2 separate regions of the Homo sapiens genome follow, and region 2 is linked to region 1. A link is an interaction called in ENCODE POLR2A ChIA-PET data of the cell type or tissue named here. Cell type or tissue: IMR-90. All regions are shown on one strand. Each heading gives the region's core, and the rest is flanking DNA. Links, peaks and the distances in the headings are about the cores only.

Evidence for each region. ChIA-PET counts read pairs that join two places held together with the same protein. Peaks named below come from ENCODE experiments on the same cell type or tissue, not always from the same donor. Only the 100,000 strongest peaks of a DNase experiment are listed, where the experiment ranks them.
Region 2: POLR2A ChIA-PET joins it to region 1 with 8 read pairs; 5 of 35 experiments call an interaction of 5 or more read pairs at or near these places.

What each region holds. Positions count from the first base shown.
Region 1 is chr1:52,260,991-52,265,387 of GRCh38, reverse strand. ZFYVE9 (zinc finger FYVE-type containing 9) reads right to left here. Exons shown (of 19, transcript NM_004799.4): 5 at 1,516-1,615. Among named protein-coding and RNA genes, the nearest start is that of CC2D1B, 100 kb to the left of the region's middle. In IMR-90, for the core only: no CTCF peak of the experiment used is centred there; no DNase peak of the experiment used is centred there; H3K27ac peaks cover 190 bases.
Region 2 is chr1:52,116,981-52,121,377 of GRCh38, reverse strand. No RefSeq gene overlaps it. Among named protein-coding and RNA genes, the nearest start is that of ZFYVE9, 23 kb to the left of the region's middle. In IMR-90, for the core only: no CTCF peak of the experiment used is centred there; no DNase peak of the experiment used is centred there; H3K27me3 peaks cover 791 bases.

The DNA.
Region 1 (4,397 bases), core at 195-4,194:
CCATAGGATTTTGAATATTTATTGCCTCCAAACTGCAAGACAAGGCTAGTAACAAAAGCTATGTTCCTTTGAAAGCACTGGCAGAAAGAGGGGAGGAAGAGAAAAGGAGAAAGGGAAAAAGGGATAGGGAACACCGAAAAGCATCAAATTAAATATTAAGAAAAAGACCGGGCTAAGCCATGCGAGAGGAAAGACACTGGAAAAACCAGGAAAAGTGGATTACCTTAGGATCCCCTGTTAAGGGCCTCCTTGGCTTAATAAAAAGTAAGTATTCCATGTGAATCCTCTGCCATTTCCTTCATCTTTAGCTATGCCAAGTTAAAAAAATTAGCTATCAAGTTGGAAGATCTCATCAAATAAAAGAGGTATTAGGTACTATAATTAAGCAGCATGCTCTTATCTGTGAATATGTGCCCGAAAATGAAAGCAGCAGAATAAAAATCATCAATTGAGCAACCAAGTGAAATAACCACTATTTAAAAAGTAACCCTTAAGAGTGGAGAGAATGATTCATATTTGGTCAAAATTGTAAGAATTCAGAAATGGGAGGAAACTGGGTGGATCATAGGAAATTAGAACAGATCAGATTAACTGTCATGCAACAGGTTAATAAGCCAGCAACAAGAAAACATCACTATCAGCAATGCAGACGGACAGAGCAGGAGGGGTCTCAGAGCAGATAAGTTCCAGCCTCCAGGAGGCACACTATCCTGGCACAGGTAGCACTGGTGTTCAAGTTCAACATTTTATGTCTATTAGTAATTGTTCCAGTAACTGTACAAAGATGCATTCAAAGAGAAAATACTATAACCTGAACAATTTTAGTGTATCTTTTTACAAGAATACTCAGGGTTTTTAACTAATATGCCCTTAAAATCATTTCCAGTCCAGCAAAAGATGAACACTGGGTAAGTTTTATTTACTTTCCCCGGCCATATTCTTTTTACCACGTAACAACTAGATTCTAAACCATTATTCTCATAGCAAATCTAAGTAGCATTAAAGAGATAAATGGGCTTTAAAAATGCAATTTTCTACTTGGTCCTAGATGCTAAAATAGTTATCTTCAACAAGATGAATGAAACAAGGTGTTGATAAGAACACATGCTAAGTTATTAAGTTGTTCCTTAGAAAGAGATGGCTTCTCTTAAAAGGAAAATCTCAGCCCAGTTTTAACATCTTATCATCTGGTGATCAAAAGCTCCCCATTCCCACCTCACTCTGGTTATTTTATAGGAACACAAATAACTACCTCGCACCAGATTTCCAAAGAACTTCCATTATTCCTGCAAAACTTACCTGGCTTTAGCATTTATTCATTAAATTAGGCACAGGAATTCTGAAATGCTAAGATACTTTCAAAACATGGAAATTTAGCTAAATATTTTCAGTTAAAGTTATGACATTTGAGAAGGTGAGCAACTTGTAAAGAAAGGCAGGGGGAAAAAAGTCTTCTCATCGTAATTCCCTTGTTTTGTCTCAATAACTATGAAATCAACCTGTTTTAATACTTACCATTCATTAGCACTGAATGGCAGATTACACACACTCTAGCTTCCTTTCTGTCCATGTATAACAGTTTACATTTCAGGCTACAGCAGGAAGCACAGAAAACCTGTGGGGGGGGGGGGGGGAAGAACACACAAAATTTACTTGGGATTGCCATGCAAAGAGAGTGAACCAATATTGACAAACACTGATTGTCAGTGAACCTTATTAAACTACAATACTAAAGTTTCAAAGAAAATGTAGTTCAGGAAGTTGGGTAATTCAAAAGCAAGAGTGAGATTACAAGTCTGTCAACAATAAAGAAATGGGAAACATTGGCTGAAAATAAAAATCTTAACTAAGATCACGTGGCAAATATACAGCAGTGGGGAAAAAACCACCTGAATTACCCCTAGGCAAGATTTCTATGCACACAATCACCTAACATGGGTGTTGAAAGATAGTTACATGTGCTATTTCCGTTTGGAAAGGAATTATAGCAGGATGAAATAAACAAAGATTGGAATTTCTGTGTTTTAACTTCTGTTTGTTACTATCCTTATATGTGGAATAATAACTATACCAGCTGTTTTCACTGTTTTTGCTATGAAGGCCAAGGGTCAATATATACAACTCAATCATAAACAAACGCACTGCTTTAGCTACAGGAAATCACAGCAGGCAATCAAAATCTGCCATGCCAATTTCCACCTTCTGGGCTTGGTTCCTGGTAATCTCACTTCCTTCTCCCCTCTACACCAGGCAACAACAATCTCCTTTGTTCCTGTTAAGATTTCTTTTCTTTTTTTTTTTTTTTTTTTGAGACACAATTTGACTCTGTGGCCCAGGCTGGAGTGCAGTGGTGCGATCTTGGTTCACTGCTGCAACCTCCACCTCCTGGGTTCAAGTGATTCTTCTGCCTGAGCCTCCTGAGTAGCTGGGACTTCAGGTGTAAGCCACCACGCCTGGCTAATTTTTTTTTGTATTATTAGAAGAGACGGGGTTTCACCATGTTGGCCAGGCTAGTCTCAAACTCCTGAACTCAAGTGATCCACCCACCTCGGCCTCCCAAAGTGCTGGGATTACAGGCGTGAGCCACCACACCCGGCCAGATTTATTTTCTTGAGAACTCATCAGTCATTTACCACATAGAGCCTTACAGTGGCAAAAGCCTGTTCCCAGTAGGATAAATTCTACTTCTTCAGTTTTTACAGCCAAGAAGCATCCTATACTTTACAAAGTTGAACCAAGAGATGAGGGGTCATATTAAAGTCTAAGTTAAGCTCGATATCTCCCATCCTTCTATGTATAATTAATATCTAGTTACTATGACTGTTATCAGTTTACAATTTTTATAGGGCTTGACATTCTTAAATGTGATATAGGGAGATATCCCTGTGATACAGGGAGAACAAAGGGTATACATATTATCCTTATTTTCTATCAGAAGAAACTGAGTTTAGATGGTTAAATGACTTCCTCAAGTTCACAGCAAACTATATGACTACTAGGCACTTTACATGTGTTACATTTAACCTCAAAAATTCCATGAAGACACTCATTTACAATTAGCAGTTAGGTAAACAGATGAATGTTCCAAAACTCCTATGTTGAAATCTTAACCCCAAAAGAGATGGTATTAGGTAGTGGGGCATATGGGATTAGTGCCCTATAAAAGAAGCCTGAGGGAGACTCCTCACCCTTCTGCCCTGTGAAGTTAGAGTGAGAACACAGCTGTCTATAAGTAAGCAGGCCCTCGCCAGATACCAAATCTACCGTTGCCTTGATCTTGGACTTACCAGGCTCCAGACTGTAACAAATCTCTGTTATTTATAAGCCATCTAGTCTATGGTATTTTGTTATAGCAGCCCGAATGGACTAAGACATTAAGTAAAATTACCAGGGTCATACAGCTAGTAAATTACATGATTAATCTGTATGACTGCAATGGCTCTATAGTTAACTACTCTGTAATACTACTTCATACTAAATTACATATTTCATTTAAATTTTGAGTCTTGACTTTTCCTTCTCCCTCGCCATGACCACATCCAGTCAGTCATTAAGTCCTGTTAGTTTTCCTCTGAAATTGTTCTTCCAAAATCACATCTTCTCCTATCTCTAACATTGCTGCCTCTGTTCAGGCTGTTATTATCTGAGGACTAAACGATCATGATGATAACCTAACTGTTCTCCTAATCTTCACATCTGCCTTTCCAATTAATCTTCCAAACAAAGACTGAACTTTCTAAAAAATAAATCTAATAATGTTAAATTTCTTAAAATCCTTCAATAACCTTTCTAATAAAGAGACAAAACCAAGAATCCATCATTCACTCATTTATTCCACAAATATATGAACTCTTACTATGTACTGGGCACCAAGCTACCCAATGGGGATGTGGCAGAAAACAAAACGGACATGGTCCTTGCCTTCATGCAATGCAATTTAGTGCAAGGGTTTCAGGTTATAACCTAAAATCAAATAATAACACAAGGCTGGGCATAGAGGAGTACACCTATTGTCCCAGCTACATGGGAGGCTGAGGCAGGAAGATGGCTTGAAGCCAGGAGTTTGAAGACACACTACACTATGACTGCACCTGTGAATGGCCACTGCACTCCTGTCTGGGTAACACAGCAAAACCCTGTCTCAAAAAAAAAAAAAAAAAAGAAAGAAAGAAAAAGAAAAACCATACAAGTGAATATAAATCACGTGTTTCAAAAGTGGTAAATGGTGAAATAAGATCATGTAATCTAGGCTCTAGCCTAGATTGGCAAGGTCAGGGAAGATTTAGGAAATGACAAGACATCAAATCTGAAGGATGGGTAAGAGTTTTCTGTGAACAAAGAGGTGCCAAGAAGAGACAGTAATAGTAGAGGAAATAGTATGTACACAGTTCCTATTA
Region 2 (4,397 bases), core at 256-4,255, 140 kb after region 1:
GGAGAATCACTTGAACCTGGGAGGCGGAGATTGCCGTGAGCTGTGATTGTACCACTGCACTCCAGCCTGGGTGAGTGAGTGAGACTCCATGTCAAAAAAAAAAAAAAAAAAAAGTGAAGAAAGGAGAAAGAGAAGAAAGGAAACTGAGCATCCACTTTTCATTCACTTAGTAAATATTCCCGAATAACTGCATCTTCAGGACTGTGCTAGGTACTAGGGTTAGAGGGGGTATAAAAGCAGACTTGGTCCTTACATTTAAAGTGCTTATTTCTGGGAAGGTATATAAAGCATTAAGTAAACACAAATGAATATATACTTGTAAATGGTATAAGTCCTGTAATATTATGGATTACTGGGAGAGAGAATAATGGGAGCAGGGAAATCTTTGAGAGACAATAATTCAGGAGGGTCCAGGAAAGTCTTTTTGAGGAAGGGACCTGTCAATTGAGACCTAGAAGGCAAGTTGTGGTTAGTCAGTGGGGCAGCAGGTGCAGTGGCTTGGTGTGAGAAAGAGCCTGAGCATGAGTGGCAAGAGATGAGGCCAGGTAGAGACAGGCAAAAGTCAGATGGAAGTCAGATCAAAGGATTTGTGGCCCAAGGTAAGGATTTGGGATTTTATCTCAAGGACAATGAGGTGTCTTGGAGGGTTTTCAATCAGAGAAAGGATACGATCTGATTTATGTTTAGAATATCATTCCAGCTACGGAAAGGTAATGGAATTGTAGAGGCAAGATTTGAAACAGGGTAACAGGAAGCTCTTTCAGAAATCCAGGCAAGGGCTGGGCACAGTGGCTCACACCTGTAATCCCAGCACTTTGGGAGGCTGAGGCAGGTGGATTGCTTGAGGCCAGGAGGTTGAGATCAGCCTGGCCAACATGGCAAAACTCTGTCTCTACTAAAAATACAAAAATTAACCAGGCGTGGTGGCACGTGTCTGTAATCCCAGCTGCTTGGGAGGCTGAGGCACAAGAAAGAATTCCTTGAACCCAGGAGACAGAGGTTGCAGTGAGCCGAAATTGTGCTACTGCACTCCAGCCTGGTGTCTCAAAAAAAAAAAAAAAAAAAAAAATTCCAAGCAAGAGGGTGATTTGGATTAGGTCATAGTATTGACAGTGGAGAAGGACAACTATAAATGGATGAATTTGAAATTGGTGCCAGATATTATCCTAGATATTGTAAAATATACTTTCTTATTTAAGCCTCACAGCAACTCAATGATAAGGGTATTTTACCGATTTTACAGATGAGGAGGCTGAGGCTCAGAGAGGTTTAGCCTCGGACTGATACTTTCTCTGTACAGCAGTGATCTGCCAGATAAACTGATATTCACAACCCAGGGTAGGTGTCAGGGTGATCTGCATGATAAAGGCTTGTCTGAAATGCTTCAGTCTTCTCCAGATAAAAGAGGTCAATCTACTTAGGGAACTTCTGGGGGGCGGGACGGGGAGGAGGGAGAAGATAATGTCAACTAGAGAACGATGTGTGACATAGAACATGGTCAGGTCATCAGGACCCCTGGATTCTAGTCTGCGTGGCGCTTCCTATAGCTAGGCAACATGAAAAACTTAGCCTCTAGTGTAACAGGCCAATGGATTCGCTTTGCCTGCTGCCTATACAGAACTGATTTATTAAGACAGGGGAATTGCAATGGAGAAAGAGAATTCACACATAGCTGGCTGTGCAGGAGACCGGAGTTTTATTATTGCTCAAATCAGTCTCCCTGAGCATTTGGGGATTGGAGTTTTTAAAGATAATTTGGCGGGTAGGGGCTCCGGAAGTGGGGAATGCCGATTGGTTAGGTTGGAAATAGAATCATAGGGGGCGAAGTGAGGTTTTCTTGCTGTCTTCTGTTCCTGGGTGGGATCGCAGAACTGGTTGAGCCAGATTACTAATCTTGTCTGGGTGGTGTCAGCTGATCCATTTAGGGCATGGTCTGCAAAATATCTCAGGCACTGAGCTTAGGTTTTACAATAGTAATATTATCCCCAGGAGCAATTTGGGGAGGCTCAGACACTTGCAGCCAGAGGCTGCATGACCCATGAACTGTAATTTCTAACCTTGTAGCTAATTTGTTAGTCCTGTAAAGGCAGACTGGTCCCTAGGCAAGAAGGGGGTCTTTTCAGGAAACGGCTATGATTAATTTTGTTTCAGAGTAAAACGTCAAACCATCAAGTGAATTCCTTCCCAAGGTTAGTTCGGCCTACGCCCAGGAATGAACTAGGACAGCTTAAAAGTTAGAAGCAAGATGGAGTCGGTTAGGTCTGGTTTCTTTTACTGTCATAATTTCCTCAGTTATAATTTTTGCAAAGGTGGTTTCACTAGAGAGATGTAACTGTAGATTGAGCTGGAAAAACTCCTTACAGATGGTTGGATATAAACACCCCACTTAACAGATGAGAAAACTAAAGTTCAGAGAAGGGGAAAGGCTTGCCAGAATCACCTAGAATGACAGTGGCAGACTTGGGGCTAGAACCAGGTCTTCTGACTTCCAGCCCACAGGTCCCACAGGACTGAGCTGTGCCATCTCTTAGATGGGCCCAAATATCCTTTCACACTGGAATATTCTGTATCAAACAAATTCTAGATGAGGAAACTGCTTTTGAGTAGAAGCAGAGAGGCAAATCTCATTTCTGCTCCTAGGAGGTCCCAGCCAGAAACATGAGTCTCTGTCTTCCCACATAAACATCTCTTAAATTCCCAAATGTAGCCTGTTCCTGAGAAAACTGGGTCATAAGTCTGGGTTATCCCCAGGATTCTAGACTTATATTCCTTCCTCTCTCCTTTGCGCAGCAGGTGCTCTCTTTCTCTTTTCCTTTTTTTTTTTCCTTTTTTGGAGACAGAGTCTCACTCTGTTGCCCAGCCTGGAGTGCAGTGGCTCCATCTTGGCTCACTGCAACCTCCGCCTCCCGGATTCAAGCAATTCTCCTGCCTCAGCCTCCTGAGTAGCTGGGATTACGGGCATCCGCCACCACACCCGATTAATTTTTGTATTTTTAATAGAGACAGGGTTTCACCATGTTGGCCAGGCTGCTCTTGAACTCCTGCCTCAGCCTCCCAAAGTGCTAGAAGTACAGGTGTGAGCCACTGTGCCCAGCTGCTCTCTTTTCTCTTAAAGCATGCTTTTGGGAAAGGATCTTCTGACAGCCACTTTTACCATGGCATGAATTACAGAGAAGCAAATCCCAATAAGGCAGAGGCTCTAAATTCTGTCTCTCACTGCTGTGTGACCCTCACACAGAAGAGATCGCTGTTCTTCTGTGGGCCTGTTTCCTTGCCTTTACAATAAGAAAGCAATATAATTTCTGAGGGGTTTGCTATCTCTGACCTTATGGGTTTGGAATTTATTAGTTCCACAATTCCAGGTCCCTGGCACAGAGCAGGTTCACCAAAACTCTTGGCTACCTGATGAGGTGAGGCTCATCAGGTGGAATGTCATCAATTGCCGAGTTCCCCCTCCACCAACCTGTGCCCACCCTCCGGCTCCTAGTTCTACTGCTCCTCCAGAGTCTCAGCTAGTCAGAAGCTCCCAGATGCAGATTCTTTTCCTTCATTTCATTCAAAGGAGGAGCTTGGCCCCACCCTTCCCCTTTACACTTGTACTGTTTGAGTATAATTTGAGAGAGGCACCTTCCTGCCTTAAAATATCTCTTTCACCCACTGGGAGGAAATGAGATGTTGATGACAGAGCAAGAGCTTTGGAGTAAACAGGCTTGGGTTTGGATCTTGACCCTTTCACCTTACCAGCTTTTGTGACCTTGTGCATGTCACCCCTACTACCAGATCCTGAGGCCCTCAGTTGTTAGGTGTAACGCCCACTGCGTGCTATGAAGATTAGAGATGTCTGTAAAGTACCTGTGCAAAAAAAGTATATAAGCTTAAGAAAGCCATCCCTCTGGTTTTTTCCCTGAGGTTCTAAAAACCAAAATGCAATGCATTTTTTGCCTTCTACATGCTTAATATATGGTAAATGCTCAGTGCATTTTTTATCTTTTTTTTTTTTCAGAGACAAAGTCTTGCTCTGTCCCCTAGGCTGGGGTACAGTGGTGCAATCATGGCTCACTGCAGCCTTGAATTCCTGGGCTCAAGGGATCCTCCCTCTTTGGCCTCCCAAAGCACTGGGATTATTTATTAGAGGAATGAGCCACTGTTGTAGTCCCTTATTATCATTATAATTACAATAGTGGCCGGGCGCGGTGGCTCACGCCTGTAATCTCAGCAATTTGGGAGGCCGAGGCAGGCGGATCAAGAGGTCAGGAGATCAAGACCATCCTGGCTAACATGGTGAAACCCCGTCTCTACTAAAAAATATGAAAAATTAGCTGGGTGTGGTGGCAGGTGTCTGTAGTCCCAGCTACTTGGAGGCTGAGGCAGGAGAATCACTTGAACCCAGGAGGCGG